Regions from separate parts of the Homo sapiens genome. Here regions 1, 2 and 3 are each linked to region 4. Evidence: chromatin loops called from intact Hi-C (ENCODE). Cell type or tissue: PC-9. All regions are shown on one strand. Region 1 overlaps SUPT3H (SPT3 homolog, SAGA and STAGA complex component). Region 2 has its middle 79 kb from the start of RUNX2-AS1. Region 3 has its middle 200 kb from the start of MIR4642. Region 4 holds the start of LOC124901324 (a long non-coding RNA gene).

Region 1 (8,000 bases), 340 kb after region 4:
AAGCTAAATTGTGTATACTTGCTACTATATTTTCCATTCATATGATATTTTGAAGTCCATATCTCAATGTACTGAATTCTACTTTCCTTCAGATGAATACATCTTATTCTGGTAAAGAAAGATATCAAATTTACAAAGTTAGTGTAATTGTTATATATTATTTTGTTTTAGCTTCAACTACTTATGCTTACTACCTGTAAACAATAGTTCAGTATGGGTATAAATTAAATTCCATATCACAGAGAATAAATGAATTTAAAATCATATAACAATCAAATCTACCATGACAGCTGTCAGTATTGATCTGAGTGAGAAACTGATAGAAATACTGAGTTGTTAGTACATTTATATGTACTAACTTGGTATATTCTCATTTGGTAATCACTGTTCTAGATGTGACTCCCCTGATCCCTGATTACTTTTGCAAAACCCACAGGGTTCGTGAGCCATGAGTTGGTAAATGCTTGTAGACTGGAATGTTTTTGGAGACAAACATTGCTGGATTTGAATCTTGGCTTCATAACTTGCCAGTTATACAGTCTTGAGCATATTCCTTAATCCAAGTCCTCATTTAGTCATCTCTTGGAATTTACCTACATCATAGGCATTATATAAGATAATGTGTGTAAATGACCTAACACTGGTCTACATTATTTGCCAATGGGAACAGGATTAATGGCAGCCAAAAAATTTTTTGACATTTGGAGTAACAGAGTGTCAAAGGCAAAGACACTAAGAGGCAGAAAGAGCGCTCGAAGATTCATAGCATGCAGTATTTCTGAGGCCACCCTTCTGCTTTAGCATGTCATGCCTTATACAGTTTTGTCACTATTTCTCCTACCTCTACTTTTTATTGCCAATATTCTTAGATACCTCAACATTCTTAAAACCCAGTTTAGATAATTTATTAAACATGAGTTTCCTTGTTCCTTTCTTGTCAGTTCCCGTCTGATTTTATGTCCCTGAGAAGAAACCTGCAGACGCAGAATGATCTAAATTTAATTCATTTCAATCCTGGAGACTTAGGAAGCTTTTCCATTAATTTTATGCCTTCTCGTTTTATCTCTATAATTGGAATAGAACTTAACTATCATTGAAATAAGAAACAGCATTGACTGAAAGCACTTATTTTTATCCAGCAAATCCTTGAATATTCTCCTAAATGATCTTCGAGTCCTAAGATATTGTATTTTAGTGGCGACTTCTATGTTTAGTTTTGTTTCTTTTTCAAACTTGATGGTTTTCAGAATATTGTGTGAAGAAATTTCCCAACATTCTTGAAAAATACATGATTTCATAAGTACATAGTAATGTGGAGTTTGAGGGAGGTGAAACAGAGAAATGGATAAATAGGTAGATGAAACAGAGAGCTCAAGCCCCCAAACTTGACCAGTGTGCTAAAATGAGTATAGATTTCTTATATTATTATTATTAGGTGTAAATTAAGTAATACTATGAATGTGTTTGTAAATTGTAAAGTGCCTTTTCATAAAACTAGGGACACTGTTTTGATGTTGACATTTCCTTTTATTATTATTGCTAATAATAATCTTTTTAAAACTTGTGTTTTAAAAGCATTTACCCTCAAAAGTCTATAGAGAAAACTCTTTATCTGAAATATTGGTAAAGTTATTAGATGATATTTTTAGTATAAATGATAGCATTTATACTTTAGAAAAATTCTAGGTACTAAAATTTTAAGAGAAGCAATTGTACTTCCTAAGTTCGTGTGCCCTTTCCTTGTGAATTGACCCTTTAAACATTTTAACTTTTAATAACTTGAAATTTATGTGGGAAACTTCTGTTTGGGGAAAAGCTTAAAATTCAGTATCATTTATTAATCATCCAGCATTATTATTTTGAAAAATAACCAACGAAAATAATGCAGTATAGTAGTTCTGCACTTTAACACTTCAAAATATGTATTCCTAAAAGTAGAATTTTCTTCAAAATATATATTCTTAAAAGTAAAAATTTGCTATGCTTTATGTAGCCAAGGTTACAAAAGACTTGTAACTTCTAATAATTAGCTTAATCTGATTTTAAACTCTTGATGGTTTTGGAACAGAAATTTTTGTTTGAAAGAAAGATTGGCTTGTTAACCGAATTATGTAATTATAAGTAAATGTGGTCACAGCTGCTTTTGATTTTATTGTTATACACCTGATTGGAAACAACAGGTTTTTAAAAATATTTTTCCGTTTCTTACACTGACACCTAGTGTTCACTATTACTGATATCTTAAATATTAAATTTTATTTATTAATAATTATGGAAATAGATTTACGTTCAACATATTTTAGCCGTGTACCTATTCACAGATAAATAACTCTCATTTTCAGTACCAGTGATGCACAGTTTTTCTGGTTACTCCTGTGACATCATTATGAACCAATTGCTGAGGCCATTTTGAATGCAACAAAACTCTAAGAAGCCTAGAGTTTTAGAGATGGAAGAATTGCTGGAGGGAGTTTTTAAAACCAAGATTCTTAAAATCCCAGTGCTTTGTTATGTACATAAGTACTTCAAGCTACGTGTCTAAGTGGCTGATTTAGTTTATGTATGCTTAGTCTCTGTGTCATAGAACAAAATCACATTTAGTCATGCAAGCATTATAAATTTAAAATTCTTGGTTGACCAGGAATGGAGCATGATTGAGTTATTTCTAATTTTCAAAAAGGGAGACTTGGTGATATTATATGTTTACCATTTCCTATGAGTTCCTAAGGATGATTTTAATGCCCCAGATTTCCTAGTAATAAGGTTTAAAGGTGTCGATTAATATCCGATTTTACACAACTAGGTGAAACTGTATATATAATTCGGAGAAAATTTATTTGTGCAGTAAGCATTTGGTATGTCAGAAATATAGTTGGCCAATACAGATAATGAAATTTGTTCATTTTATTTTTTGTGTCTCTCATTAAAATGGGGAATGATATTACTAATAGGATGAAAATTTTTAGCTAAGATTGAGCCTTTAATTTATGCTTAACTTTACAAAGTCAGTGACAGAAACTAAGTTTCAAGTAATTTCTGATAGAACTCCTGCAACCTTCAGTGTTTGACTTTCCAAATGTAATTTTCAGAGAAGTATGTTTCTCATACCTAAAGATCAAACATTTTAAATATAGGAGGATTATAATTGAGTTGTTTTAAATAATAGTTATGATGTTTTTAATATACTTGTGTTTTTTATTTCTACCTAATAAGCCGTTGTTTTATAATTCGTGTAATACCTTTTCCCCAGACAAGCAAAAATTATCATTCTTCTTTTGATCCATTCATCAACTACTTATTAATCATCCAGTATTCGATTGAATCTCATTCAAGAGATAAAGTGCCAAATGAAGTTGTCATTCATGTTGTCTTAATTAACAGAAAAGATAAGTATATAGAAATGTGGAAAACATATACAAGCAAGAGATAAGTAGAAAGGAATTTTGATTACAGTGTTAAATACTTTCTGCTACATTTCTCATATAATCAGGTTTTTGGGTGGATTTCCATAATTTCTGAATAATTTTTTCCATAATCATCAAGTTCATTCTAGAATTAACCAAGTTCTTAGAAATGAGGTACCAAATATGTTCAGTTGTATCTCTAGAACAGGTGACCCAAAAGGTCTGAAAGGAACTTTGTCAGATGTAAAAAAAGGAGAAACAAAACAGGTAGTATGGAGTATGTAGTTTTCCCTTGGCTTTAAATGGGTTGAAAATTATCATTTGAGAATGTCACACACATTTATGTTGAATAAAAATTCCAGCAATAGCAAAAATGTATATAAATACTTTGTTTCTGGGTGCATAGAGATGCTTCAGAATATTTAATTAAATATTTAAACCTGTGTTGGGAGACAGGACAGAAAAAATTTCAAATCACATTTTTCCCCTGGCACTTAGTGCAAATGTATAGATGTTTGCACTTTCTTTTCTACATTTTTATTTATTTTTAATTAATTTTTTAAAAAATTTCAACTTTTATTTCAGATTAAGGGATTTATGTGCTGGTTTGTTACATGGGTATGTTGAGTGACACTGAGGTTTGGGATATGAAGGATCCCATCCCCCAGGGTGTTAGCATAGGACCCAACAGGTAGTTTTAAACCCTTGGCCCCCTCCCTCCCTCTTACCTCCTATAGTTCCCAGTGTCTGTTGTTCCCATCTTTACATCATTTGTACCCAGTGTTTAGCTCCCACTAACAGGTGAAAACATGCAGTATTTGGCTTTCTGTTCCTGCATTAACTCACTTAGGATAATGGCCTCCAGCTATATCAATGTTTCTGCAAAGGACATGATTTCATTCTTTTTTATGGCTGCATAGGATTTCGTGGTGTGTATGTAACACACTTGCTTTATCCAATATACTGTTGATGGACACCTAGATTGATTCCATGTCTTTGCTATTGTGAATAGGGCTGTGATGAACATGAGTGCATGTGTGGTTTTGGTAGAATGATCTATTTTCCTTTGAGTGTATACACATTAATAGGATCCTGGGTCAGATGATACTTCTGTTTTAAGTTCTTTGTGAAATCTCCAAACTGCTTTCCACAGTGGTTGAACTACTTTACATTCCTACCAGCAGTGTATGAAAGTTTCTTTTTCTTTGCAGCCTCGCCAACATGTTATTTTGATTGGTATGAGATGGTACCTCATTGTGGTTTTGATTTGTATCTCTCTGATGACGAATGATATGGAAATTTTTTTCATATGTTGTTGGTAGCTTGTATGTTTTCTTTTCAGAAGTGTCTGTTCATGTCCTTTGCCCACTTTTTAATGGGATCATTTGTTTCTTGCTTGTTGGATTGTTTAAGTTCCTTATAGATTCTAGACGTAGACCTTTGTCGCATGGGTATTTGTGAATGTTTTCTCCCATTCTGCAAGTTTTCTAACGTACTCTGTCAATAGTTTCTTTTGCTGTGCAGAAGCTCTTTGATTTAATTAGGTCTCACTTGTCAATTTTTTTTGTGTTGCGCTTGCTTTTGAGGATTTAGTCATGAATTCTTTGCCAAGGTCAGTGTCCAAAGTGGTGTTTCATGGATATTCTTCTAGGATTCTTACAGTTTGAGGTCTTACATTTAAATCTTTAATGTATCTTGAGTTAATTTCTGTATATGGTGAAAGGTAGGAGTCCAGTTTCATTCTTCTGCATGGTGCTGGGATAACTGGCTAGCTAGCTAAATGTATCCAATGAAGGTCTATAGTTAGCCAGTTATCCCGGCACCATTTATTGAATATGGAATCCTTTCTCCATTGCTTAGTTTTGTCAACTTTGTCAAAGATCAGATGGTTGTAGATGTGTGGCTTTATTTCTGGCTTATCTATTCTGTTTCATTAGTCTATGTGTCTGTTTTTATACTAGACCGATGGTGTTTGGTTTTTTTTTTTTTACTGTACCCTTATGAAGTCAGGTATATGATGCCTCTGACTGTTCATTTTACTTAGGATTGCTCTGGGTATTCAAGCTTTTTATTGGTTCTGTAAGAATTTTAGAAGAGTTTTTTCTAATTGGGGTAAAAACAGTGTTGGTAGTTTGATAGGAATAACATTGAATCTGTACCCTGCTTTAAGCCATATGGCCTTTTTAAAGATAGTGATTCTTGGCCGGGCACAGTGGCTCATGCCTGCAATCCCAGCAGTTTGGGAGGCTGAGGCGGGTGGATTATGAGGTCAGGAGTTCAAGACCAGCCTGGCCAACATGGTGAAACCCTGTCTCTATTAAAAATACAAAAATTAGCCGGGTGTGGTGGCGTGTGCCTATAATCCCAGCTACTCAGGAGGCTGAGGTAAGAGAATCGCTTGAACCTGGGAGGCGGAGGTTGCATTGAGCCGAGATAACGCCACTGCACTCCGGCCTGGGCTACAGAGTGAGACTCCGTCTGAAAAATAATAATAATAATAATAATAATAATAATAATAATAATGATTCTTTAATATCTATGAACATGGAATGTTTTTCCATTTGTGTCATTCTGTGATTTCTTACAGCAGGGTTTTATAGTTCTCCTTGTAGATCTTTCACCTCCTTTGTTAGATGTATTCCTAGATATTTGTGTGACTATGACTATTGTAAATGGGATTGTGTTCTTGATTTGGCTTTCAGCTAAAATGTTATAAATGTATGGAAGTGCTACTGATTTTTGTATGTTGATTTTATATCCTGAAACTTTACTAAAGTCATTTATCATTTCTAGGAGCCTTCTGGTCAGGTCTTTAGGGTTTTCTAGGTGTCGAATCCTATTGTCTCTGAAGAGAGATAATTTGACTTAGTATTTTCCTATTTGGGTGCCTTTTATTTCTCTCTCCTGCCTGATTGCTCTGGTTAGGACTTCCAGTACTATGTTGAGTAGAAGTAGTCAAAGTGAGCATCCATACTTTGTTCCTATTCTTAGGGAGAATGCTTTCAAGCTTTTGCCTTTTTACTATGATGTTGGTAGTATGATATGATAGTATGTCCTTTGATGCCTAGTTTCTTGAGGGCTTTTATCGTGAAAGAATGTGGGATTTTACTGAGAGCTCTTTCTGTGTCTGTTGAGATACTCATATGGTTTTTGTTTTTAATTCTGTTTATGTAATGAATTACATTTATTGACATATATGTTGAACAAACATTGCATCTCAGGAATAAAGCCTAATTGATCGTGGTCAGTTAACTTTTTGATGTGCTGCTGGACTTGGTTTGCTAGTATTTTGTTAATGATTTTTGTGTCTACAATTGTCAGAGATATTGGCCTGAAGTTTTCTTTTTGTTGTTGTTGTTGTGTCTTTGCCAGCTTTTGGCATCAGAGTGATGCTAGTTTCATAGAATGAGTTAGGGAGGAGTCCCTCTTCCTCATTTTTTTGGAATAGTTTCAGTAGAATTGATATCAACTCTTTGTATGTCTGGTAGAGTTCAGCTGTTAATCTGTCTGGTCTGGGGCTTTTTCTGGTTGGTAGGCTTTTTATTACTGATTTAATTCTGGAACTCAGTATTGGTCTGTTCAGAGTTTCAATTTCTTCCTGATTTAATATTGGGAGGTTATGTATTTCCAGGAATTTATCCATTTCCTCTAGATTTTCTAGTTTGTGTAAAATGCCATAGATGTGGCACTTTCTTTATTTGCAAGTTGATTGGCTTTATTTAAATTGCTTATTTTATTTAGAAGCCCAAATGAAATAAAACTAATGCATTGCATTTTCATGTAACTGAGTGAAAGTTCACTTGATTTTTTCCCCCTATTTTTTCCAGGCTCAAAAATTGGCTGAAATTGCTGAGCAGGCAGTTCTTTTAGAATTGTTTCTGTCAATATTTTATCAGGCCCAAGAGTAAAATATTCTGCAGCTACTGCAGTGTTTTTATTGCCACTCTTAAGGTAGAACCCTGTTAAATGGTGTATAAGTATGTGGATTCAGATATGATAGAAAATCCTGTTTCCACAATTATAGTGTATATATAAGACGTAGAGTTAGATTGGATGGTGATTTCTAGCCACAGAGGAGCTCTATCATTCATTCACTCATCAAAGACTTATTGATAAATGTGGCAACCATTGTTTTAGGTACTGGGGATATAATGGTATATACAAGAAAGTCTCTTCTCTAATGGAGCTTATATTTTGGTATGCAAGAAGGACAATAAGTAAATGAATAAATAGTATCACATAGTGTTAACTACTATGAAGGAAATAATCTAGGACAAGGACTGGGAGTAATAATGTTAGATTACCTCAGAGAAGATGATACATGAGCAAAGAATTAAATAATGTGAAGGAGAATACCATGTATTAACAGGGAGTATAAAGGTACTGAGATTGGAATGTACTCCAGAAACAGAAATATCAGTATTTCTGGAGTGAAGTGAGTTAAGGATCAAATGGGACGAGCTGAAATGTAAAAGTAAGATAGGGACCAGATTATGTAGGCATTGTTTTTCTCTCTGTCAATTTCACTCTCTTTGGCTTTGTTCAGGAGAGAAGGTTTTGTTTATTTATTCATTTAATTTCTTAATTTTTAAATTC
Region 2 (8,000 bases), 240 kb before region 4:
GTTTAGTGACACAGCTGAGAATAGAAGTGAGAACAGAGAGAACAGCGTCTCCTCTCTCCTAGTTATCCCTTCAGGATCCTGATCACTCAGTCACAGAACAAATATGTATAAGAACCTACTGTGTGCCAGGTGCTACACTATATTCTAAGACACAGCCAAACCAGGCAGAGTCCCTACCTGAAGGAGCAGATCGGGCTGTGGACTCTCTGTCCTCCCACAGAGTCAGTGGGAGAGCACACGGGGTGTAGATCTCACCAAAACAGACTGCCTCTCTGTGCATATCAAAACCCAGATGGCAGATCAGATTAGGGCGGAAATCCAAAAGAGCTGCACAGCAGACATCCACCAGCTATAGTTAGCACTGATTTGCTTATAAAGCTTTCACCCTCATTCACAAGAAGGTGGACTAGAGGCTGGCGGTGAGCCATTGCCACGCAGCAGTTGAGTGCAAACTTTCTACCACAGCACTTCTTTCTCTCTGCTTTGCCACCCCCATCCCCCTCATACATATGGTTGGTTTTTGAAGGGAGAGATGCTGCTTCTTGAGGTGAAGGAAGTGGGATTTAACTAAATATTGGTTATTCTGGTTCCTTCCACGTCTAGAAATATCTTTGCAAAGGTCACTTGAAAAAAAAATGTAACTAACAAGCATTTGAGAAGTGTTCAGGCTCTCTAGAAATTTTTTTAAACCTGCAAATTAAAATAATAATGAATTACTATTTCTCACTTATAAAATTGTCAAAGTATTCTTTTGCTAACGCTCATTGTGAACAAGATTGCCAGGAGAGAAGCATTCTAATATACTGATTCTAGTTGAGTAGATCAGTACAGCCTGTTTAGAAAGCAACTTAGAAACATGTATGATAATGTTTAGTGAGAAAGGGAAATTGCCAAATCACATTATTCAGATGAGTGCCACTGCTTACAGGAAAATGTGTACAATAAAGATTGGGAGAAAATACATGGTGATGTTAGGCATGTGAGGCATGTACTGGGATTGTAATTTTCTTAATTTTCAAAGATTTCTGCAGTGACTATGCATGGATATGCCTTCCCTCATCACTGACTTTTGAGCCCAAAGTGACTGCTTCCTACCAAGCCTAGTATCAAGGTCTTCTGACCACTTTCTCTTCAATCTTGTTGCTGAGTTAAGCTGAATAACTTGGCTGGTAACTATGCACCTTGAAAGTCCAGTTGTTTGGGCATTTTCTGGGGGGATGGGGTGGGGTTCAGTTAACTTTTTTTACATCCATTTAGTATTCTCCACCACTGACACCCCCCAGCCTGGGGCTTAGGCTTCCTCTGTGGAAGAGTTGAAGTGTGCATCTGGCTATGGGAACATGTGGCTCATTTGCAAATAAGAGTTTCAGACCCTCTCCTTAAAAGCTATTCCTTTCACTGTCTTCCCCTTCTCCATAAATGGCCTTCTGTGTGTTCAGCCAAACACCCAGGACTAATCCTTGACCCTTCTCTTTCCCTCAATTCCCACATCCAATCTGTCAGCAATTGTTGTCAACTCTACCTTCAAAATATACCCAACATCTGACCATTTCTGTCTCTAGGCAGTGGCCCAGCTGTTGATGGCTGAGCTGAGATCAGAAAACAGGTCTTCTGAGTTCCAGGTCAACACTTTCTCTGCCACACCTAAAGCCTACTAGATTTGGATGGACTATTTAGAATGCATCTCCCAACCCCTCTCAGCCACTCCCTATGACTTGCCCCAGGAAAACCCTTTGCCTAATTCTTGGTCCCCCTTTAATACATTTTAGGTAATATCTAAATTTATTCATTGATTCATTCAAGAAATACTTATTGAGCACCTACTGTGTGCCAGGCAGGATGCTCCATAGTGCACAAAACCAAGCCTAAATTCTGTCCTCATCATGGGACAGATGATGTGCAGAAAATAGTCATACAAAACAAATGTGTGATTGCAACAGTGACAGAATCTACATGTTATAAGCTAAACATACAAGAGGAGGATAAAAAATCCCTTCTAAATATGAGGATCTGACCTCTGGAAGGTTCTTTGAGGGAACTCTGCTTGAGTGGAGTTCTGAAGGATTAGTAATTAAGTAGGAGGGAGGAGAGAACACTGAAGCATGAGCAAGGGCCTATGGCAGGAGGGAGTATTGCAAATGTGTGGAACATCTGGAGAAAGCCAGTGTGTCTGGAGTGGAGAGAGCCAAGGGAAGAAGGCATGAGGTATAATGATGCTCAGGAGAGGAGTACTATATGATTTACACTGCCAGTTATCACTCAATATCTATTCTCCCCTTCTTCCTCCATTTTTGGTGGGCTATGGCCACTTGGAAAAAAATATTATTACATTTTCCAGCCTCTCTTTCAGCTACCTGTAGCCATGTGACTAAATTCTGCACAGAAGGATGCAAGTAGAAGTGCTGTGTGCAATTCCTCCTTCCTGTGAGCTGAGATTTGGTTGCAATGGCTGGAGCTCAAGCAGCCCTCTTGGATTGTGAAGTGAAAACTGCATACTAAGGATGACAGAGCAGATAACTCAAGTAGTCTGAGTCCCCCATCACTTTAAGGAGTTGCTGTGCCAATCCTCACTGGTTGAAATGCAGACTCTTCACATAGAAAAGAAAACCTTATCTATTCAAACCCCTATTAACTTGGGTTTTCTGTCACTCATAGCCAAACCAAATCTTGATCTACATGACCTTGTCAGACTTGTTAGAGGTTTTGCCTTTATCCCAAGAGCAATGTGAAGCTTTGAAAGAGTATTAAGCTTAAATGTGCATATGCGTGTATGTGTCATGATCAGTTTTATATTTTGAAAATTTTACCTGCCTGCCGGTGGCAGGTTGGGAAGACAAGGGTAGAGAGAATAGAAACAGTAGAAACAGGAGGTTGCAGTTGCAGGTGAGAAATTATAAAATGGCAGTGGCTTTTGCTAGGGTTGTGGCTCTGGAGATACAGAGAAGTAGATTCTAGAGATAGTTGGGATGTGGAAACAACAGGACTTACTATTGTTAGGGATGTGACGCAGTGTGGGGAAAGAAGGCCTCAGAGAAATGGGTCCCCTACCTGGCTGGGGCTTCAGTGCAAGGTTCCAGAAATCCTGGCTCCAGAAGGGGAACTTTCCCTTTCTTATTCTTTGGAATATGGGTGGCCCCTTCCCAGCCCACACCCAGCCCTCGAAAATAGCTCAGCTCTGACACACCTCACCAGAGGCAGCCCTCAGAAACATTTTCCCAGGAACCTGGAAGGAGGAGAAAGTCGATAGCCTTGGGGGACTGGAAGAGAAGAGGAATGGAAAGAGGAACAGACCTGTCTTCAGGAGAAGCAACATCTCCCTGCACTGCAACCAGGCCATTGCCTTTGATGGTTCAGACTTGGCTAAGTTGCTGCCTGCTCTCTTCAGAAGCACCGGCATACAAAAGGGAGGGCTGAGTGTCTGATGAACTCAGCCCAATAATATTCACTTCTTTTATTTTCCAGGAATGTCATGAGACCCACAGGGCAATCTTCTGGTTTTAAGACCTGGTGAGTCAAGTCTACAAATACCTCTGACTCAATCTGATCCCAAGTTCTCACCAGGCATCTCCTAGGAACATGGCTCAGCAGGAGAGCTGGAACTGACCAGCCCTCTGCAGGGAACAGGAGGGTTGGTTTCTCTGCTTTGGGGTTTGGGGAGGGAGGGGGTGAGAAGGGCTGGCTGCAGTGGAAATGATGGGATTCTTGACTTGACACTGACCATGCTCACAATAAGAGCTGACATTTATTGTGTACTCTCTAACTCCAAGCCATGCGTTATCTCTTCTAATCTTCACAGAAAACTAGAAGTGGTTTCTGTCATCAATCCCATCTTACCATTGAGGAAATTGAGGCTCGGCTATGTTAGGAACCCTGGTCACTGGCACAGAGCTGTGATATGAACCAAGGCAGCTGATGCCAAGGCTATTCCATGTGAGGGAGGGCATGTGCTTTCTAGAGTTTTTGCAGGCATGGGAGGAGGACTGAGGAAAGCTAATATTTGAGGAGGGTCTGCTACACTCTAGGCCAGTTATATGCCACCTTGACTGCACATTAAAATCACCTGGGGAGTTTTATAAACACTATCGGTGCCCCTGACCAATTAAATCAGTATCTCTAGGAGTCATACCCAGACATCCTAGGTTTTAAAAGTTCTCCAGGTGATTCTAATATGCAATAAGGTCTGCTCAATAAAAGCAAGTTTCATGTTTTTTATTTTTTTTTCATTTAATGACCCTATATCCATTTGTAAATGGGGAAGCTGAGGCTCACAGAATTTGGATGGCTTGCACAAACCCCATGGCTGATAAGACCCATGTCTTGATCTATATCTGGCTGATTCCAACACCCATGTTTGTTCAGTTCATTCCATTCTCTCTCATATTTGGGCATCCTCTATTTTGAAAACATGTGATTTTTTTCTATTATAAATTTCTTTTACAATTTTCATTTTGTTTGTTCAAGTCCAAGTGCTGTTTAGGTCAGCTGCCTGAGAGTAGCAATGCAGTCTATAGCCACTGAGTCAGGAGGGTTGGCCCAGGGGCAGCTGAAACCACGGCCTTGGCTTCATCCAGGCTCTGCTGCAGCCAATGGACCAGGATCTCCGAAGAGATGTCCAGGAGCCCTGGCTGGGAGGTGCCCACTGACTCTCCCAGGCAGAATACTGGCCATCTTCTGTGGCTTTGACCCCTAAGGGGCCACCATCTGAGAATGAGAAGGCCCAGCCCTGGGGAAATCCCTAGTCTCTGTTTCTAGCAGTGCTAGTGATTTCCCAAGGAGTGACATTAGAAAAGTCATCACACATTTATTTCTGTATATATCATTCAGAGCCTAATTTTCTGGTGGCTGAGGGTTGAGCTCATCAGAAACAGACTTCATCATCAATTGATAATAAAGCCAAGTCAAGACAAGGGAGAAGGGCAGCCATCCAGATGGATTCAAGCAGCCAAGAGGTGCTTCTGCTCAAAGACTACCTTTAAAGAAGGGAAGAGAAAGAAGTGAGAGCAGATACCTGTACACCCATGTTCATAACAATATTATTCACGAGAGTCAAAAGGTGGAAGCAACCCAAGTGCCTATCCATGAATGAAAGAATAAACAAAATGTGGCACAAACATACAATGGAATATTGTTCAGCTTTAAAAAGGAAGGAAATTTTGATATATGCTACAAGATGGATAAACTTGGAGACCTCTGCCAAGTGAAATAAGCCAGTCACAAAGGCCAGTACACAAAACATTGTATGATTTCTTTTGTATGAAGTTCCTGGAGTGGTCAAATTGATAGAGACAGAAAGCAAAATGAGGGGGAGTTAGTGCTTAAAGGATACAGAGCTTCTGTTGGGAAGGATGAAGTTCTGGTGATGGTTGCCCAACTGTGTGAATGTACTTAATGCCACAGAACTATGTACTTAAAAATGGTTAAAATAGTAAATTTCATGTTGTGTATACTTTACCACAATAAAAAGGTGGAGGAGAAGTTTGACACCTTAATTCACAATTTTGTCCAAGCACTTGAAAGATCTATATATGGCATTACCATAAATGTTTATAAAATGGGAATGGGAAGAGCTGATAAAATAAATTGCTATGGAGAACATGATAGATCAGGTATGGGTTAAGCACCCCGGAGGCTCCTGAGGATGAGGATTACTTACCCAGTCCTGGACTCTAACTAAACATTAATGCCTCCTCAAAGATGTCTGGTTTTTTAGTCATCAGGGTGTCAAATTCTAGTAAAATGGCTTTGTTGAGACTGTGTGGATGCAGGTTGGGAGAAAGTAAAGTCTAGAGCCTGACACTTTCAGAACCACTCTTACACTCATCTGCATTATAAGCAAAGTGTTGCAACCTCCAAGCATTTCACAGCCAACCTTCTGGCTCAGGTCACTCATTCCCACTGGCAACACTGGCAAGTGTTTGGGTCAAGAGCTCCATGGTCCTCACCCAACTTCCAGACACCTCATCCCTTTATTGCTCACCCTACTCCAACTATTCCTTGAAGGCACCAAGCACATTCCCACCTCAGTGCCTTTACACTTGCTGTTCCTGCTGCCTGAAATGCTCTTCCCTCAGATATCTGCAGGCTGTCTCCCTCATCTCCGTCAGCCTTCACTCAAAGTCACCTTCTCAAGTGTGCTTTTCTGGCCACCCTAGTTAAAAGTGCCACCCTCCACTCTACCACATCATCTTCCTGTCCCCCTTGCTCTGACCACAGATGCTATCACTGTTCCACTCATATCCCCAGGGAATATGCCAGTGGAGGAAATTGCATGTGCAAATGCATGAGGCTTGGAAGACTGTGGCCTCAAAGGCCGTCTGAAATGGCTGGAGTGGAGCGTCCATGGGGCTGGGGGACTTCATGGAATGGCTTAAAGGGTAACGGAGGACAGAAGGTTGAGGGAGTTTGTCTACCAAGCTAAGGAATTTGAACTTTAGCAGGCAACGGGGAGCCACCAAAGGGTTTTAAGTAGGAAAGTAATAGATTTGATTTGCCTTTTAAAAAGATTACTTTGGCAGCCAGTGGAGTGGAGGCTGAAATGGATGGGATGAGGCTGGAGGCGAGAAGACCAAATGTAAAAGTAACATCTTGAACATTGATGAGCTCAAATGATGTTGCAGCAGAAGTGAACATAAGAGTGACATCCAGCCAGCCAGTATTGGAAGCAATTTTTTTTTTCTAGGAATAGATTGAATTTCAGCAAAAAGAAACTTTCCTGCCACCCTTTATGACAATCCTGTGAACGCTGGCTCCTGCCCTCATTCAAGTTGGCCACCCTTGGTCTTTCATGCATCACCATTCAATAAAAGCAAGCATGGGTTTTATGGGATTGTTTGGAGAGCCCTGAGCCAAAGTTTTCTACTCACTTAGGCAAGGCTGTTCTGCCAATTCTTAAATTGGCTGTTTTTTACATATAGGGTGTGAAAGATATCTCTATGCATCTCTAGGAACACACCCATTTGGAAGGAGACATATGTGACTATATATAATATCTTTATGTGCTTTTTGAAGGGATGTTTATACAACTTGCATATTATTTGGCATGAATATTTTTGTAGAATGGAGAAAGGGAGAGACAGCATGAGAAAGCTATTCCTATGCCATAACTGACTTTGGCTCATGAAACGAAATGCAAAATAGATTATGTTCCTTAGCAATGCCTCCTGGGTTGAATGGCTCCCAAGTCAACCCACTTAATCCTTCCTCCTGGAGGGTCACTCACCTTTGAACCTTCTTTTCTAAAACTACCATTAAAAAAAAATAACAATGATGTAGCCCAGTCCAGGCCCTACTGAAACCCAGGCTCCCTACCCCCAGAGGAAGAGCTCACCAAAAGAGTCATCTAGCTTCTAAAACTCGGGTTGCTTGAAGAACTTGATGGAAAGAGCAGGGTAGTAAAAGACAGCATTTTGGCTTTAACAAGGCTAGGAAGCCTAGAGTTGGGCCAGCTGTATAGTCTGAACTAACCCAAGAATATTAGAAGCCGGGGTCACATGGAGCTAGGACACCACCATTAATGTGGGGAGCAGAGACAGTCTGGCGAGGAGCGGAGGGAACGACTGCAGCCCCCTGCTGCCAGCTCCCACGTGAGTCAACCAGGAGGACGGGGGGACAGCTAGGATAGGCAGGCAGGAGGACTGATCCTGCAGGGTGAACGGGCAAGCTGCGCCCAGCCGTATGGAGTTCACTTGGGCCCTCTTCACACCATCAAGCTCCAGGACTTCCGGGGGGAGCCAAGGGTGACAGATGTGTCAGCCGGGACAGGCACCTCAGAGAAAAAGCCTCCTTGGTTTGTTCCATGGTGTTCCCTTGCCAAGTCCCCAACCCACACTGAGCAACCAAGCAGTAGGACACCCCATCTGGAGAGGAGGGAGGTGATGGCTCCATTCCCCAAAGCAATAGGCAGCAAGGTTTCCGACAAGGATGTTCAGTAAGTCAGCGGAACTGGCTGAGTCCTCTAGCACCTTCCATTTGCTTGGGGAATAAAGTAACACTGCCCAGCC
Region 3 (8,000 bases), 790 kb after region 4:
TATCCATGTAGGTTCATCCATTGTAACAAATGTAGCACTCCAGTGGGGGCTGTTGACAGTGGGGGAGGCTGTGTGTGTGAGGGGCTAGGGGGCATGTGGGAACTTTGTACCTTCAGCTCAGTAACTATGTGAATTTAGAACTGCTCTAAAAAACAAAGTCTATATAAAGCAAACAAACACATCAAAAAACCTATCTTTCTCCAGGCAGTTGCCCCACTCCCCTCCCTGCAACTGGCCCTGCCCTTTTTTGGTTCCTCCACCCCTGCCCTGTTATGGTCAGAGCCTTTGCAGCAATGCATTAAACCTCTCGGTGTCAGAGCCTGTTTGCTTCCACTCCACTGGGAACCAGAGAGTGGGAGCACGGCATATTCATTCCAGCCTTCCCAGAGCCTGGAGTGCTTTTTGGCTCCTGGTAGTTTAATGTTTGTTGAATGAATGATCCAGTGTTGTTGATTATCTACTAGGTGCCAAATACCCCTTCTCCTTGCTCCTGACCGTTCATGTTCCCCTTCTCTGCTGGTTTGCTTCCTTCAGCCTGTACAGAAGTTAAAAGAAATCTTCTCTCGCCCTGCTGTCCTACGTAGTTCTTGCCATATTTTTGTCCTAACACAGGTGAATTTCTCATAAGGAAGCCCTGTCCACACTATCGATATTTCCTGTTGGCCCACTCATGATTCCCTGCCACCTGGCTTGAGTTCAGCTGCAGCCCTGCTGGGCATGGCTTATGCTGCTCGCCTGGGTTGACGGCCTCCGTCCTGAATCCCTGAATTGCTCATCACAACCCCCCACTTTAGTCCCCATCTGCCTCTGCCTCACTCACCCGGCTGTCTTCCCGTTTGTGGCCTCAGCTTACCCTTGGTCCAGCAGCTGGGCATGAATTATTAGTCTTTGACTTTGCTCCTTGTGCTTCCCTGAGGCAAACATCCAGCCCACGGGAGGCCAGTCTGTTTGGTGTGACCCCATAAACAGGCTCCTCTAAGCTGCCCAACCCTGAAAACAGGACACTGGAGCTCTTTCCTAAGGCTATGCTCCCCAAGAGCTCCTCTGGTTCCTACTTCAACAAAGTAAGGCCCATTTCCAGGACACTCTTACTCAATATCTCTGCAGGATTGGATGCTATTAGCCTCTCTCTCCTGACCAACCCTATAATAAGGGCAGCCATGGAGCAATATTAATAAAATAAACATGAGTTTATTTTATTTTTGAGAATGGAGTCTCGTTCTGTCACCCACACTGGAGTGCAGTGGCGTGACCTTGACTCACTGCAACCTCCATCTCCTAGGTTCAAGGGATTCTCCTGCCTCAGCCTCCCAAATAGCTGGGACTACAGGAGAGCACCACCACACCCAGCTAAGTTTTTTGGTATTTTTTTAGTAGAGACAGAGTTTCACCATCTTGGCCAGGCTTGTCTCGAACTCCTGACCTCAAGTGATCCACCCGCCTCAGCCTCCCAAAGTGCTGGGATTACAGGCATGAGCCACGGCACCCCTGTGACATGAGTTTATTTAGACAGGTCTTAGGTGCAGTACTCCGTTCTGGGACAGAGCAAGAGAGTATGGACCACTTACTTCTCACAAGAAGCCCAGCTCTATGGATGGATAATAAATCTAGAAAAAAAAAATTTCTGGCCTACTCCAGAATGTATTCATTCTGTCTTCACAGAATGTATCAACTTTCAAAGTGTACGTACCTTTTAACCCTTTCACCCAGCAATTCCAATTCTAGAATTCTACTCCATAGAAATACACATATCCATAAAGGTATGCGCACAAAGATACTCTGTTAAGTGAAATGTTTGGAATAACCTACTTGTCCATTGATAAGGAAAAGGTTATATAAATTGAGCTAAATGCATGCAATGGAATACTGGGCAGCCATTAAAACAATGAGGTAGATCTACATGTCATAACGGGGAGAGATTTCCAAGATACCATGTAAATCAGGGGTTATCAAACTAAGCCCCATAAGCTGAATCCAGCCTGCCACCTGTTTTTAAATAGCCTATAAGCTAAGAATGGCTTCCCCATTTTCAAATGGTTGAAATAAAATGAAAAGAAGAACAATATTTCATGACCCATGAAAATTACATGAAATCTACATTTCAATGCCCACAGATAAAGTTTTATCGGAACACAGCCATGTCCATTCATTCCCATATAGTCTACGGCTGCTTTTGCACTGCAACAGCAGAGTTCAACGCATGTGACAGAGACCATGGGGTTCACAAAGCCAGCAATATTCACTTTCCAGCCCTTCACAGAAAGAGTTTGCCAGTCTCTCTGCTCTCCAGTCTTGGTGAGAAGATACGACAAGAAGTTGGCCATCTGCAACCAGTAAGAAGACCTTCACCAGAACCTGACCGTGCTGGTACCTGACCTCAGCCTTCCAGCCTCCAGAGCTGGGAGAGATACCTTTCTGTTGTTTATAAGCCAAAAAAATACAGAAAGAAAAAGAAAAAGTTTGCCAACCCCTAATCTAAGTGATAAAAGGTGAACTATATATATATATAGTTTATATATATATAATTCCTTTCATAGAATACTCCCATAAAAATTATGCATGTTATGTAATATATATTAATTTTTATGTATGTAAATTAATAGAAGAGATGTCAGAGGCTGCACCCTAAACTGTTAACAATGTTTCCCTACGAAAGAGGAGCAGAGCTGGAGAGTGGTAGATAGGAGATGTTTTATTATTTATGCCTATATTTGTTTCATTCGGATACTGAATATATATATTTATGTTCTTGTTATTTGTGGTAGCAATATTCTATAAAATCAGCACAAGCACTGGAATAGCAAATACTGAACCATTGCTTCCAGGGGAAATACAAGGTAGGCCCCTGTGAGTCTCTGGTCACAACGTTTTGTCAACGGATCAATACATAACCTTGTTTCAGTGTGTTTCTGTTTAAAGACGTCTTACTTTCTGTAAGACACATCACAGCCTTCTCTGGCGCAGGAACACAGACAGCTCATCAGTGCTATGTTTAGGGGCCATTTTAAACAGTGAAGTCACCAACGAAAAGCACAAAAATGTGAAAAATGTGGCACTAAATAGACCACAGAAAGAACTCTTATTTACAGTTTGAGAGCTGGAACAGAAAGCAGAGCTTCACCTTGTTTGTCCCCAGCTGGAAATGCACCCACCGGTTAGGTGACTCAAATGTTTCGCTACTCTGCCCATGTCCGAGAATGACTGCAAAAGCACCACATGTGCTGATTTGGGGGTTACAAATACATTTTTGTGAGTAGCCAAATTTGCAAGTACAGAATTATCAAATAATGAGGATCAACTGTACATTTATGCATGTGAGACATATATATATATATACACACACACAGTTTCTATACTTAATAAAAATATGTATAATGTTTGCCCTTGACCATGCACGGAGCTGCCTCCAAAGTTGTCTTTTGGGCAGCATGCAGAGGGTCTCTAACCAATGCCTCTGACAGGCAGACATGGTCGAAATGTTCATTTTTACATGAGTGAGTCAACTTTTCAACAGGACCTCCATAGGGCAGAGACAGCAGCAAAGCAGAGAACATGTTAAGCCTTCCTCACACAGCGTCCTATCATCCAATGGCTGACTTCTTGGGTGTCTATGAACACTTTCTGCAAAGCCACATGGCCATCTGTGAGGCACGAAAATGCTGGCAACACACACAGGCCAGCCAGAGGCATATGATGAAGAGCTTGCCTCTCCTCACTACGGCGTCCTTTTCTTCATTTATACCACTCATTAATTCACACCATTCATTCGCGCAGCCAATGCATTCATTCTCCTCCCGCATTCTCTCCATCAATCCTTAACCAGGGCAGGTTTGAGAGGCACGGTGGCTTCTCTGCTTTGTTCTTCCCTTCCCTGGCACCACAGCCTTCCAAGGCTGAGTTGGAGCCATGACCATTATTTGAACAGCTTGATGGGAATTAGTTCCTGAATGGATACCCGACTGGCCACGTCACAGGAGTCCGCTGGCATGGAGTGAGCAATTTGAGTGGGATCCTGGCCAGTGGATGGTATGAACCCCCAACTCTCCACTCCCCTTCCCAACCTTCTCCCAGAGCTGCCAGCCCCACCCAGGGGCCAGGCATGGCTGGACGGGAAAGAGCACCAGACAGGGTGGGGTGAAGGGAGCCTGCAAGGCTGCCGGAGAGAGGGTTTTGTGCTCCAGGCAATATTGTTTCCAGGTTGAAATGCCACTTTTAGCTCTTCTTCTAAAATGAAAAATATAAATTCAGCACCACACATAGCACCAAATTATGCACATTCATCTATACTGTCTAACAGGTTTTTAATATCTTAGGCTTACCTCCACCTAGCTTCTCAAGAGTGCTGTGAGTTGAATGGCATCTTCCTACCACCCCCACCCTCCTATGGAGCTTATAGAATAGGTAAAAGGGACAGAGGAAAGATCAGAACCGCTCATCAGGTACAGTTGGAACTGAGCTCAAGGCAATAAAACAGGAAAAGAGACACACCCAGACCCACATTAAATTAACTCTCATCCTGATCTGAAGGCATCAGAAGAATACTCAGACCATGGAGGTAAGGATGTGGGTCCGTTCCTCCCAGCAAGCTGGACCCGCCCCGGCCCCCGCCCGAGCTTGGGGCTCATACAAAGCTCTGTTGCCATCTTGTGGTCAGCAGGGGTGAGCTTCTGAGCTCTGGCAACTTCAGGCTTTTCTCAGCGGGCTCCTGAGGGCTCTGGGGAACACAGCCCTTCCCTAGGCTGCTAGACATGTCTCCTGGGAGGCTGGGCCCTGTGTAGCTGCAGCAGAGTCTTCTCTGGGCCCCTGTCCCTCTGTCAAACTTCAGGTTTGTCCTGGCCTCACCATCCAACCCCCTATGATCCCTTCCAGCTCTTACATGCTATGTATGTAGTCACTATTTTGTTTAAGGCACTGTAGGGGACCAGGAGCAGCTTCTCCCCGCAGGGCACTGGGCATGGAATGTGCTCTGAACGGGCCTGAGTGGGGAGGAACCCCATGGCCCTTCCTCAGGGCATTTCCCAGTTCCTCCATCTTAGTGAGCAAGAGGGCCCGCAGAGGAAAATGGCTTTTTGTGCCTTGCCTCCATTACATTAAGACAGAATACAGCCTTTCCACATGTGGCCAGAGGGCCCAGGCACAGAAGGCCTGGAAGAGGGGAGAGAAAGAGAGAGAGAGAGAGAGAGGGAGGGAGGGAGGGAGGGAGAGAGAGAGAGAGGGAGGGAGGGAGGGAGAGAGAAAGAGATGCATGTGCTGCATGTGTGTTTCTGGGCTTGCATGTTTCTCTGTCTTTTTCCATACTAGAAGAGACAGGCTGCAGACAAGACCTGTAGAAGGAGGGAGGGGGACAGAGGAGCTCCTGGGCTGCCGGCCTCAGAGGAAGCTGAAGTGCTGCCTTATCTTCGTGAAAAGTGAGGCCAGGCCTTGGGAAATGATCAGTTCCGCTTCCCAAGGGCTCCCTCCGGACTGAAATCGGCAGCCTCAAGGCCGAGGTTTCAGCTCCAGGTGAAACTTGCATTGTCTGTGACAGCAGAGTACAGAAACCCACCGTGTCTCCCCAGCACCCCAGCAGACCCTGTTCCTTCTAGAATACCCCTGCTCACCCACCCCTCTGGTCTGCCCCTGGCCTGGAGGACAGGCTCCAACCCCATCCTCTCCCTTCCTGTCTCAGGCTCCAGCCAGGCAGGCTTCACCCCTCTGACTGTCCCTGACCAGCTGCCCCAGGGCTCCTGGAGAGACCTGGCACACAAGCTCAGGTGGGCTTCGATATGTGCTCCCTTTCAGATCTAGGAAGCCCAGCCCCAATGTGTCAAGCGGGGCAGTGATTGATAACCCCGGGAAAATTTGTTTTTCTTATTTTCCAGAGGAAATGTTGCCAAGACCAACCTAGAACAGGGTGAGATGGGAGGAGAGGGAGAGGGTACCAAGGGGCTGGAGTTGTCATCATTCCTCTCTGGGGGAAAACAAGCCCAATCTGGCTAGCCTAGCTGGTCTCTAGGAGCACTGAAAATAGTACATGAAATTTCTCCTTGTGAAGGATAAGGCAGGATTGCTATGTCCATTTTACAGAGGAGAAAACTGAGGCACGAGATATTTATAGGCATATATTTTATACATACATATATATGTCTATTTTGCCTTGCTACCGTTCCATCATCTTCCATGATCCCCAACAGCTCTGAGAGGCAGAAAGGCCAGGCTGACAGTGTCTCAGCCCACAAAAGAGGCTCTGCTACAACAGGGCTCCCTTGTTTCTGGCTGGAAAAGCTGTTAGTTGCTTGACTGCTTTCATTTCCAACCCACCTTCCCCCACTTTCCTAGCAGAGTCCAGTCTGGGCCTGGGCCTGACCCTCCTATGTGACACCTGTGCCTCGTGGGAATCCAATCCCAGCAGTTAGAGTCACTCAAACCTCCTTGCTTGGGTGGGGTTCAGAACTCTGGGCAAGCCAAGGGCAGAAGATGTTAGCCTAGTGGCTCCAATTGTCCAGTTCGTGGCTTCAGTTGACCCATTCAGACCAAAAGGAAAATGTTTTCCTCTCTTTCTCCCTGGACGTGACCAAAGAAGCAACTGCCTGAGTTGCTGCCAGCAGCTATCTTGCAGCCATGAGGGAAGTCAGCCTAAGGACAAAGAACTAGAAGGGGGCAGAGCAGACAAGGTCACAGGAAAACAGAATTGGCACCCTGATCAAACCCTACCTGAAGCCCTAACTCTGGGCTACTTTGAGATGATCTAATGCACTCCTTACGATTTTAGTCAGTTAGTATTGACTTTTCTCTTTCTTGTATCTAAAAGCATCCTAATGGGCACATTTGGATGGATGCACCTTTCCCCACTTCTGCTGTAAGAATTCCCTTTGCCTTCCTCCAGCCCCTGTCAGAGCCAAGTCAGCACACATTAAACGGGCCAGGGCAGACTAAATGTGTCCTCTGGACAATGCAAATGTCTCTTGTGGTATCTTAAGACTTTAAAAACTGTACAGGGAGCTGTGGCTTAGCTCAGTCCTGCTTCCCATTAGGATAAACACACCCCTCAGTGTAGGGACCCACGTACAGCTCCAGAAATAGCCTGCCCACCAGAGAAAATGCACTTTATTTGACAGGCTTCCCACAGCCATGTCATTATCATATAATCTCTTTTATCCACCCCTTTTCCCTGCCTGGAACTCAAATTGCATCTTTAAAATGTCTAAGTAGCAGTTTGGTGATCTTCAGCGATGCTATACTTGATTCTGAGCTGGGAAAATCAGCGTCAAAGGAGAAGTCTGGGTGAGGGGCGAGAGGAGCGTTTTACATCCAATTATTTTTCTTTGAAGAAAGAAGAGTTGAAAATACATCACAATGTACATTTCAATGTCCACGGTTCCGCTTTCATCCTTGAAATCCGCCCTCACAGACCTGGCCTGAGCACCTACTGGGCGCAATGTTTTGCCCTTAGCACTAGGTGGTGATTCTTACTTCTGGCTTCCTTCTCACAGGGCTGGCACAGCCCTGCAGGAGCGTAGATCCCCCGGGGCTCCAGGGGAAATCAGGCAAGAGGCAAAGAGGCAGACCCAGGAAAAGAGTGAAGGAATCTGAAAAAGCTACCTGCTAAGGGGCAGCATCAGAACCACTGGGGAGGGGGAGGGGGAGCGGCTCAGGGCGGTCAAAGACAGTGTCAGAGTGAAACAAGGAAAGAGCTCTAGAGGAAGCAGGAAGTACACCACACACACACACACACACACGCCACACACACGGGCACACACATGCACACATACACACATGCACATGCGCACACACGGGCACACACGTGCACACATGCATATGGACACGCACGCATGCGCACGCACACACGTGCACACACACACACGGGGATGTTGAGGGCTGAAGACTTCTGGGTTCACTGTGTGGGAGGCTGGTGAGCTCCACTTAGCCAAGGCTAACTCTCGGAGCAAAACTGGGAAGCAGGCGGGGTTTGTCTCCTGTGCCCGGCCCACCACCTCCTGCTTCATGCCCTGCTTGGGTGG
Region 4 (8,000 bases):
TCTGCGGGGCGCGCAGAGGCCGCTCTCAAGCCTTCGAGCTCACTCCGTGCTCAGGCCACCAGCAGGAGCCTCTCACCACCTTTCAGAAGCAGGAGGGATCTTTTTTAGATTTAAGTCCTTTAAAAATAATAATAAAGCAAAAATACAAAATTTCACCTCCGTTTTCAAGTTGGGCGAACTAAAGTTGTTCCACAGGTTTCCCTCATCCCTCCCTGGCGGGGCGAGGCGCAGAGCTCGGTCCCGGCTGGAAGAAGCGGCCCGAGCTCCCGCCCCGTCCCCTGGCCCGCGCCTCCCAGCACTCGAGGGTTCAGCGCCCAGGCCCCCTGAACGCCCCCGCTTCGGGGCTTGCGGACGCCCCAGCGGCCCCGCCTTCCTCCCGGTAACGGGATCTGGCGCGGGTCAGCGAACAGAGCAAACGCCCCCGCCCTGACACCCCCTCCTCTGGAGACCCTAGGTTTGTCCAGGACCCTCCCGGGCACTGGTAGCGCAGCCCGCGCGCCTCAGTCAGCACCCCACGCCCAGCCCCGGGCACTAATGCCCGGCACCGGCACCCCACGAATCCCGGCACGGGAGCCCGGGAGGGACCAGGACCGCTGAACTCTGCGGGTCGGGGAAGGGGACGCCGAGACCTGAGGAGAGGCGTTTGGCTGTGAGGGAAGCGGGTGAGAGCGCGCGGAGCCCCAAAGAGAGGCTGCGCGGGCAGCCCGCAATGCGGCCAGGCCGGGATGTCCCGGAAGGACGCGGGAGCCCCAGGGGACAATGCCGGGGATCCTCGCCCCCGGGAAAGGGGCGGGGTGGAGCAAGTCCGCTCGCAGTGCAAGAGTGGGTACTTTGGGGATCCTGGGGGAAAGGGAGACGGCGCGAAGGAGTGAGTGAGAATCAAGGCCAGGCAGGAGGCATGAGGAGTGCTGAACGGGTCAGGGGGACTAGGGCTGAAGTCGGGGTGGCAGCGGGCACAGGTGGGAGAGGGAGGGATTTGCGCGGAGGGACTGAGCCCCGAGCCCGCCAGGGCATCCGGAGGGAGGCCCGGCCGGGGGTTTCTGGGGTTAGAGCCGCCAAGGCAGGAGGTCTTGGAGGACGTCCGGGGCCCAGCCCCGTGGGCAGGAAGACACCGGCGGGCAGGTTCCGCCGCTCCCGGCCGGGGGCGGGGGGCGGTGTAGCCTCTTACCTTGAAGGCCACGGGCAGGGTCTTGTTGCAGCGCCAGTGCGAGGGCAGCACCGAGCACAGGAAGTTGGGGCTGTCGGTGCGGACGAGTTCGGCCGGGTGGTCGGCGATGATCTCCACCATGGTGCGGTTGTCGTGGGGCGGCCGCAACCGGGGCACTGCAGCTGCCGCCGCCGCAGCCGCCGCCGCCGCCGCAGCCGCCGCCGCCGCCTCCTGCTGCTGCTGCTGCTGTTGCTGCTGCTGCTGCTGCTGTTGCTGCTGCTGCTGTTGCTGCTGCTGTTGCGCAGCCACCACCGGGCTCACGTCGCTCATTTTGCCGGGCTGCAGGCTGCTGGAGGGGGGGCTGAAGCGCCGGCTGGTGCTCGGATCTACGGGAATACGCATCACAACAGCCACAAGTTAGCGAAGTGGCCGGGGGAGGGGGAGGAGGGTGGAAATGAGGGGCAAGGAGGAAATTGGGGGGGTGAAGGCGAGACGGGGGGAAAGAGGATGGAGGTGATGGGGCTGAGGAGGTGAGAAATCAAGTTTGATGAGGCCGACTGCCGGGCGGAGTCTGATGGGCCAACAGAGTCTGGCGATGCGGCGCAGTCGGGCTGGCGGGTAGGGAGACCCGGGAGGCGCAGATCTTTGCCGGAGTCTTTGGAACACCCGGGGTGGCAGCTGCGAACGGGCGCGGGGGTGTGTTTGGCCTGGGGAGGCGGGGGACTTGAGTTTGCAGCTTGGAATGGGGTCCCTTGGGGCACCGCGTCCTGGGTGCGCTGGCGCCCCCTCCCAGTTGGAGTCCGGTGGTGAAGCGGTGTGGGTTCAGCAGTCCAGCCCCGGGGCCGGCATTGCCGCGCGCTGCCCGCCACCGCCGCGCCGCGCCGCGCGCTGCTACCCAGCTGCAGGCGGCCGCGCCTCCGCCCTCCCGCGCCGCCGCCTCCGCGGCGGCCGCCGCTCCCCCCGCGCGGGCTGCACGCTCAGATTCCTCCCGCGGCGGCTGCCAGCCCGGCTCCCCGGCTAGGCTCCTTCCTTTCCCTTCTTTTCTTCTCGCCCTCTCACAGCCACCTCTTTGCATCCACTCCCTCCTGCAATTTGCAAAGCTCCCCTGTCTCTCGCGCTTCAAGGTGCCAAGAGGTAAGTCGTGGGCAGCGGATCTCGGGGCAACGAATCTCGAGCCTGCGAATCGCAGCCGCTGCCGCCGCCAGCCGGCCGCGAGAAGGAGCCCCCCGCGCGCCGTGTGCAGTTTCCGAAGCCTAGAGGCGGCCCCAGACTAGGGGCAATCTCGCCAGGTCGCGTCCTCTTGCTCTCCCCACCCCTAGGACAAGGAACCCCCTCTTTGTAGGAAGAGATTGAAGCCGAGACACCAGAGAGCCCCCGGCTGATCTGACTGTCGCTATTTTTCGTTGTAACTTCAGGAGAGGAGGAAAGAAAATTCTTGAGCCTCTGTGCTGACTTCTCAGCACTCTTCACCCTCCCACCTCTACCCCCACCTCTGTCTGAGCGACTCCCAAGGGAAAAAGATTTTGCAGGGTTTGGGTGTTTTTTGTTTTAAGTGACACAAAAAAAATGAGGAGGGGGGGTGGAGGGAGATCTAGTCAAAATAGTTTTTAGGAACTCAAGTGCATAGCTGGACATTTCTTTTTTCTTATATATTCAATCTTGTCATTCCTAGAGAACAAGAATGAGGTGTTTGTTTGTTTGTTTTTGTTTTAAGGACTGAAAAACTGTCAGCTTTGTGATTAAAATAAGTTGCAAAACCCTTGCTGGGGAAAAGCACCAGCCGTTTTCCATGAATTTAAATATTTTATTAAGTCTATTCTACATCTAAGACTAAGTTTCGTGTCTGTCTTCCCCAGCGCTCACGGGGAAAAATTAAAAATACGAACTAAAAAATTCAAAATGCTTCCGTGGCTGTTTATTTATGTATTTATTTCCTAGTGTGGGTTTAAAAAGCGACTTTGGATCCCCCAAAAAGTTGTGGTCGAGAGGATGAAGGAGCGCGGAAAAAAAGCGGCACTTTTTACCTAAAATGTGGTTTTTGGAGGCTGGGATTTCTAATGATTAGGTTTTTGTGGTTTATATAGACACGACTCTGGCTAAGTCGATCATTACGCTGATGAGAGTCAGAGCACGTGGGTGTCTACGACCAGCCTCAAACTCTGAGCCTTCAAAACAAATAAAACAATGTGCTGCGCCCGCAGAAGCCGGGAAATCCGCTTGAGGCTATTACACCCCAAGAAGGGGGCACAGGGCCGTTTTACCCTCGGCGTTGTGTACTACTACGTTTCTTGCTTATTACCAAACTCTTTAAAGCCTTCCAAAGCTTGAAAACGTGTTTGCGAAAAAAATCATCAGTTGCCAAAGTTTCAAAGATTCCTAGTGGAGTAGCTGACACAGTAACAAGTGATTTTATAAAATAAATGAAGAATTAGAATGCCTCCCCCTCGAAGCATCAAGGAAGAAAGATGGTTGGGTCATCTCTCACGCCCTCCCATCTTATTTAAAGCAATTCACATACCCATTACTGGGTGTTTTTATTGCTCAGTGCAAACGCCTCCCTCACCCTCGTAGCGACCTGCCACGACCCTCCCTGTCTGGTTTTAGAGCTTTGCTCCCACTCGCTGAGCCCACGCCCGGGTCTGCGCCCTAGAAGGGGCCTGGAAGGGCTCTGAGAGCATGAGGGGCACGGAAGATGGGGGCCTGGTGCCAGTCGCGGACTCTGGAGCCCTTTCGAGTACAAGATGAGCTTGGGGGGCTGTGGTTGCGTGACTCGGGATCGCCCCGCTGAAGAGATGCGCGGGGGACTGAGGGTCTGCCAGACCGCGGGAGCAGAGGTGGGGGTGCGGGGTAGCCAGGTGTGCGCTCTCGAGGGGTAAGGATGGAGTTCAGGGGATACTACTCTGTCCTTCCTAATTGGGGCTTTATTTTTACCTGCCCTTCCTCCATGCACTGCTCCACGCCTCCCTCGTCGGTCTTTCCCTTTCCCACGTTTCTCTCCACGTTCCTGCCTCTTCCCCAAATCCCTCCACAGACACTAGCCCCAAGCCGCGCCCCTCCCGCCCCACAGCCGCCGCCTGCCACTGCCACCCTCGGTGACTCCGAGAAGCGATTCTGCGCCACCGGCTATGACACCTGGTCCCCAACCTACTCTTCGCGCCCGGCCTACTGGCCTCCCAGCCCGGGCGCCGCCAGGGTGCGAGAACCCATTTAGCCAGACCGGACCAACTGGAAGCGCAGCCAGGAGCTGAGCTGGCTCCTGCGCGTGCGATTTTTAATTATCTTTTCGGTCACAGGGGAGAGCTCTAACCCCGGGCACCGCCGCGTCCCCTGCGTGCACAGGTCTCTCGAGTCCCACAGGCGGCCGATCCGGGAAGGGAAGCCAGGCTTTCGCCTCAAAAAAGAGAGAGAGAGACTGCATCCATTGCTGTCCTACCTTACACGTCCACTCATGTGCACTCGGACACACACTCTTGCAAGTCCACACGCAGACACACATAAATACATACACACTCATAGAGTCATGGCTTTTTTTTCCTGCCTTTTTTTTTTCTTTTTAGGGGGCTAGTTTTACTTTGGGCATGTTGTGCCACTGTCTAACAGAGATCCCTGGCTCGTTTTTTGTTTTTAAATCTGTGGGGGCTGCAAAGGGGGGAAGCAGTTATGGGAATTGATTATTTCTATGGTAAAAGTGACACCAAAATTCCATAACTACCATGGTGGGTGATATGCCACCTTCTCTGGGATTGTCCTCCTCCCAGGAAGTCCATAGAACAGAGAATTCCTGGAACTTTGAAGACAATAAGAAACAATTAATATTTCAAATATGGACCACCAGAGGGGCTTTCCAAATAAAAAATTCTAGAATTGAATTTAAGAAGTTACCTTGGGGACTTTTCCTCCTTTTTTCTCCATCGCTGTTTTGTCCTTTGTTTTATTTGGTGGATAGCAAACTATGCAGTCCTCAGTGGTTGGGGATTTTAAGGGCAATTTAATCAATAGTGAGATTATTTATTTTAATTAATCATATCTAGTAACTCAGCTTTATGGCCTTTCTCAGTATCCTTCCTCCATTTCACATTTCAGTGGAACTAATATAAGCAGCTCTTGGAAGTTACTAGTCTTGGATCTCTTAAAATATCCTACAGTTATTTATAATGTGGAAATGAAATTTTCCACTGAATACCCTAACAACGTTTCAGGTATCTGGCACAGTGGGTTTTCAGTCTCCTTTCAAAAACATCCTTTTGCTGAACATTCACACTTTCGACTGGAACTGACTGAGCCTGGAGCTGATGATGTCTTGGCTCTGAGCATTATGCTTAAAGAAAGAAAACATTTTTACAGACCCCTAAACCAAACCTCTCCTGTTAATCGTAGGCACATAGGAAAACCATGAGGTTTTACATATGTGTATTTTGTGCTATAGTTTGCTTGATGTCATCTTTGGGTTTAGATTTTCTACGTCAAAATGTTTGAAACAAATCACCCACCCTATTTCTCTTCAGAAATATTCATCTTTTCAGTTGTATGTGATGGCACTAAAAAGTATACACTTTTTTTCTGAAAATGTGGCAACTCTGGAAGATACAAACATAATCCCACCCACCACTCCCTACCATGTCCTTTAACATTTAACATAACTGTTTAGTAACAACACCTGACAATTCTGACTTTCTAGACAAAGAAAATGAGATGTGAAGCAGTCAGGTTATTTATCCAGTCAAAGAACTGACTGGGAACAGAACCCATAGGCCTTTTATCCTGGTTTCCTTTTCTAACCCCCATACATTATTTTATATATACTTATGATGAAAAGTAGAATAAGTCCCTGTAAAATCTTAAAATATTTTTCAATGGACCAGCTATTAAAGTGGGAAAACCAATGGAAAATTATGGGCACATTGATGATCCCTAAAGCTTTGAATGTCTCATATGGGAAAACTTTATAAACAGAACGATCTTTGGAGAATTTTCGTTTGGACTCTGATTGACAGAAGGTTACTCAGCCCTTGAAGAAGCAGCATTGCCACTAGACCAGGAGTCGTCATACTATGGCCCATGGGACAAATTTGGCCTAATGCCTGTTTTTGTACAATTCTCAAAGATGTTTTTTGCATTTTTAAATAGTTGAAAAATTAAAAGAATAATATTCATAGTACATGAAAATGATATGCAATGCAAATTTCAGTGTCTACAAATAAAGCTTTATTGGAATATACCTATGGTCAGTCATTTGTGTATTATCTATAGCTGCCTTCACCTAAAGCAGAAGAATTGGGTAGTTGTGACACTGTACGAGTCACAAGGCCTAAAATATCTACTGACTTTTTACAGAAAAGTTTGCCAACCCTTGCCCTAAAGTGAAAGGGATGCAAGACCATGGAGGAGTGAGATAGCAGAAAAGAGTAGATATTTTATAAAGATACTGGAATGGGTGTGCATGTGGTTCAGATTAGTTCTCTAAAAGTGAACAACGTAACATTTAACTTATTCTTTTCTGCATAAATTGTTAATTAGATTAATATTTTTCACTTAATAATTTTGGAGGTGCCAAAACAGAAAGAAAAGAATGAGGAGCGAGTACATTTTCACAGGCTCCTTAAGAACAATTTTCTTACACATCTCCATATGTCAGCATTTTCCATTGTCCTTAAAATATAGTGGGAACACATTAACTGCATAGATGAAGAAGAGTGAAGAAACTCTCATGTAGTCTGAACATAAAAAATAGGTAAGGTTTTAGTAGGTTTATTCCAACTGTGTTGCACATGATTACACAAGAAACTCAATGAGCTTACCAATAATTTTCTAGTATACAATATATTCGTAAGACCTATATACAGTTTTCAGACAGTTAGCTTAGTAACTTAAGTGATCCCAAAGCTTTTTGACATATTTTTTCCATTTTAACTTTTTATACCGTTAAATACTGTCTGATTTGTTTTAAGCTCAGTAAATTTTTCCCATTGTCAATGGACCTATAATAATTTGCATGGCTGTAACAAGAGATGAAATGTTTGTAGTGGAGGACTTAGCATCATAAACCTTTCCTTGTTGTTTTAGTTAGCATTCCCAAGGGCCATATTCAGGCACTTACAAGAGAGTACAGTGTTGTCATAAAAAGGCTGACACTTGCCATATGACCTTTCAGAACCACATTCATGGAGCATCTGTGTAATTACTCTTCAGGCATGGTACTGACTAAAGAGGTATATATTTTGTTTGACTAAAATACCAACTTACTAAACGACACCCTAGTTACCTTAAGAAACCAATGTAATTTCTAAAAAGAGCCTAATTCATTACCCAGGAGTCAGAGAAAACTAATTTTCTCAAATCAGCCTTCTGGTATTTTGGTGTTGGCAATTGTCCTATGGCAGTAGCAGTGATCTTTGAGCAGCAGTGGAATGTTATATATAAAAGTTTACAGAGGTCTGTGATGAAACTTCTAAGAACACCCTAAAATTAAAGATTTCCTGTAGTAATTCAGCCATTCTTTACCCAGCTGCTCACATATTGCCTTTAAGTCACCAAGGAAGGTGCTATCCTATTCTAATCTCACTGCCCAAGGTTCCAAAGTTTCACTTTAGGCATTAGGGCAGTGACTTCAATTATTTGTCCCCTCCCTACACCCTGCCATCAAAGTGAAAAATGTAAATCATAATACTCTCAGTTCATCTAGTAAAGTACTAAAAATATCAACATTTGCACAGTGTGAGAAATTTGAATTACAAACTAGCAAAGTAAGAAAAAATAGAACAGAAAAAAATAGAATAGTAAGAGTTCAACTTGGTTCTATTAGCTGCAATCCTAGGGGATGCCAGTTATTATAAGTCACCATTCTAAGTTTTTT

The links. Hi-C counts contacts between places; a loop is a spot of excess contacts. Peaks named below come from ENCODE experiments on the same cell type or tissue, not always from the same donor. Only the 100,000 strongest peaks of a DNase experiment are listed, where the experiment ranks them.
Region 1: a loop joins it to region 4, with 2.7 times the contacts of the local background. A loop is called at or near these places in 7 of 110 quality-filtered maps.
Region 2: it touches region 4 in a loop (3-fold over the local background); 7 of 110 quality-filtered maps call a loop at or near these places.
Region 3: it touches region 4 in a loop (21-fold over the local background); 6 of 110 quality-filtered maps call a loop at or near these places.

What each region holds. Positions count from the first base shown.
Region 1 is chr6:45,081,095-45,089,094 of GRCh38, reverse strand. All of the region lies in intron 3 of SUPT3H (SPT3 homolog, SAGA and STAGA complex component), which reads left to right. Among named protein-coding and RNA genes, the nearest start is that of MIR586, 110 kb to the left of the region's middle. In PC-9, no CTCF peak of the experiment used is centred here; no DNase peak of the experiment used is centred here.
Region 2 is chr6:45,651,536-45,659,535 of GRCh38, reverse strand. No RefSeq gene overlaps it. Among named protein-coding and RNA genes, the nearest start is that of RUNX2-AS1, 79 kb to the right of the region's middle. RefSeq lists an enhancer at 2,641-3,840. In PC-9, no CTCF peak of the experiment used is centred here; a DNase peak (open chromatin) is centred at 3,475; H3K4me3 peaks cover 761 bases; H3K27ac peaks cover 4,138 bases.
Region 3 is chr6:44,627,248-44,635,247 of GRCh38, reverse strand. No RefSeq gene overlaps it. Among named protein-coding and RNA genes, the nearest start is that of MIR4642, 200 kb to the right of the region's middle. RefSeq lists enhancers at 3,593-4,212, 4,835-5,455, 7,309-7,816, 7,817-8,000. In PC-9, CTCF peaks have their summits at 4,430 and 4,638 (motif pointing left); no DNase peak of the experiment used is centred here.
Region 4 is chr6:45,416,126-45,424,125 of GRCh38, reverse strand. It overlaps RUNX2 (RUNX family transcription factor 2), which reads right to left. Exons shown (of 9, transcript NM_001024630.4): 3 at 1,169-1,533. It overlaps LOC124901324 (a long non-coding RNA gene), which reads left to right and starts at 1,910. Exons shown (of 2, transcript XR_007059602.1): 1 at 1,910-2,281; 2 at 2,467-3,047. In PC-9, CTCF peaks have their summits at 1,928, 2,351 and 4,457; DNase peaks (open chromatin) are centred at 1,865 and 4,385; H3K4me3 peaks cover 5,160 bases; H3K27ac peaks cover 2,175 bases.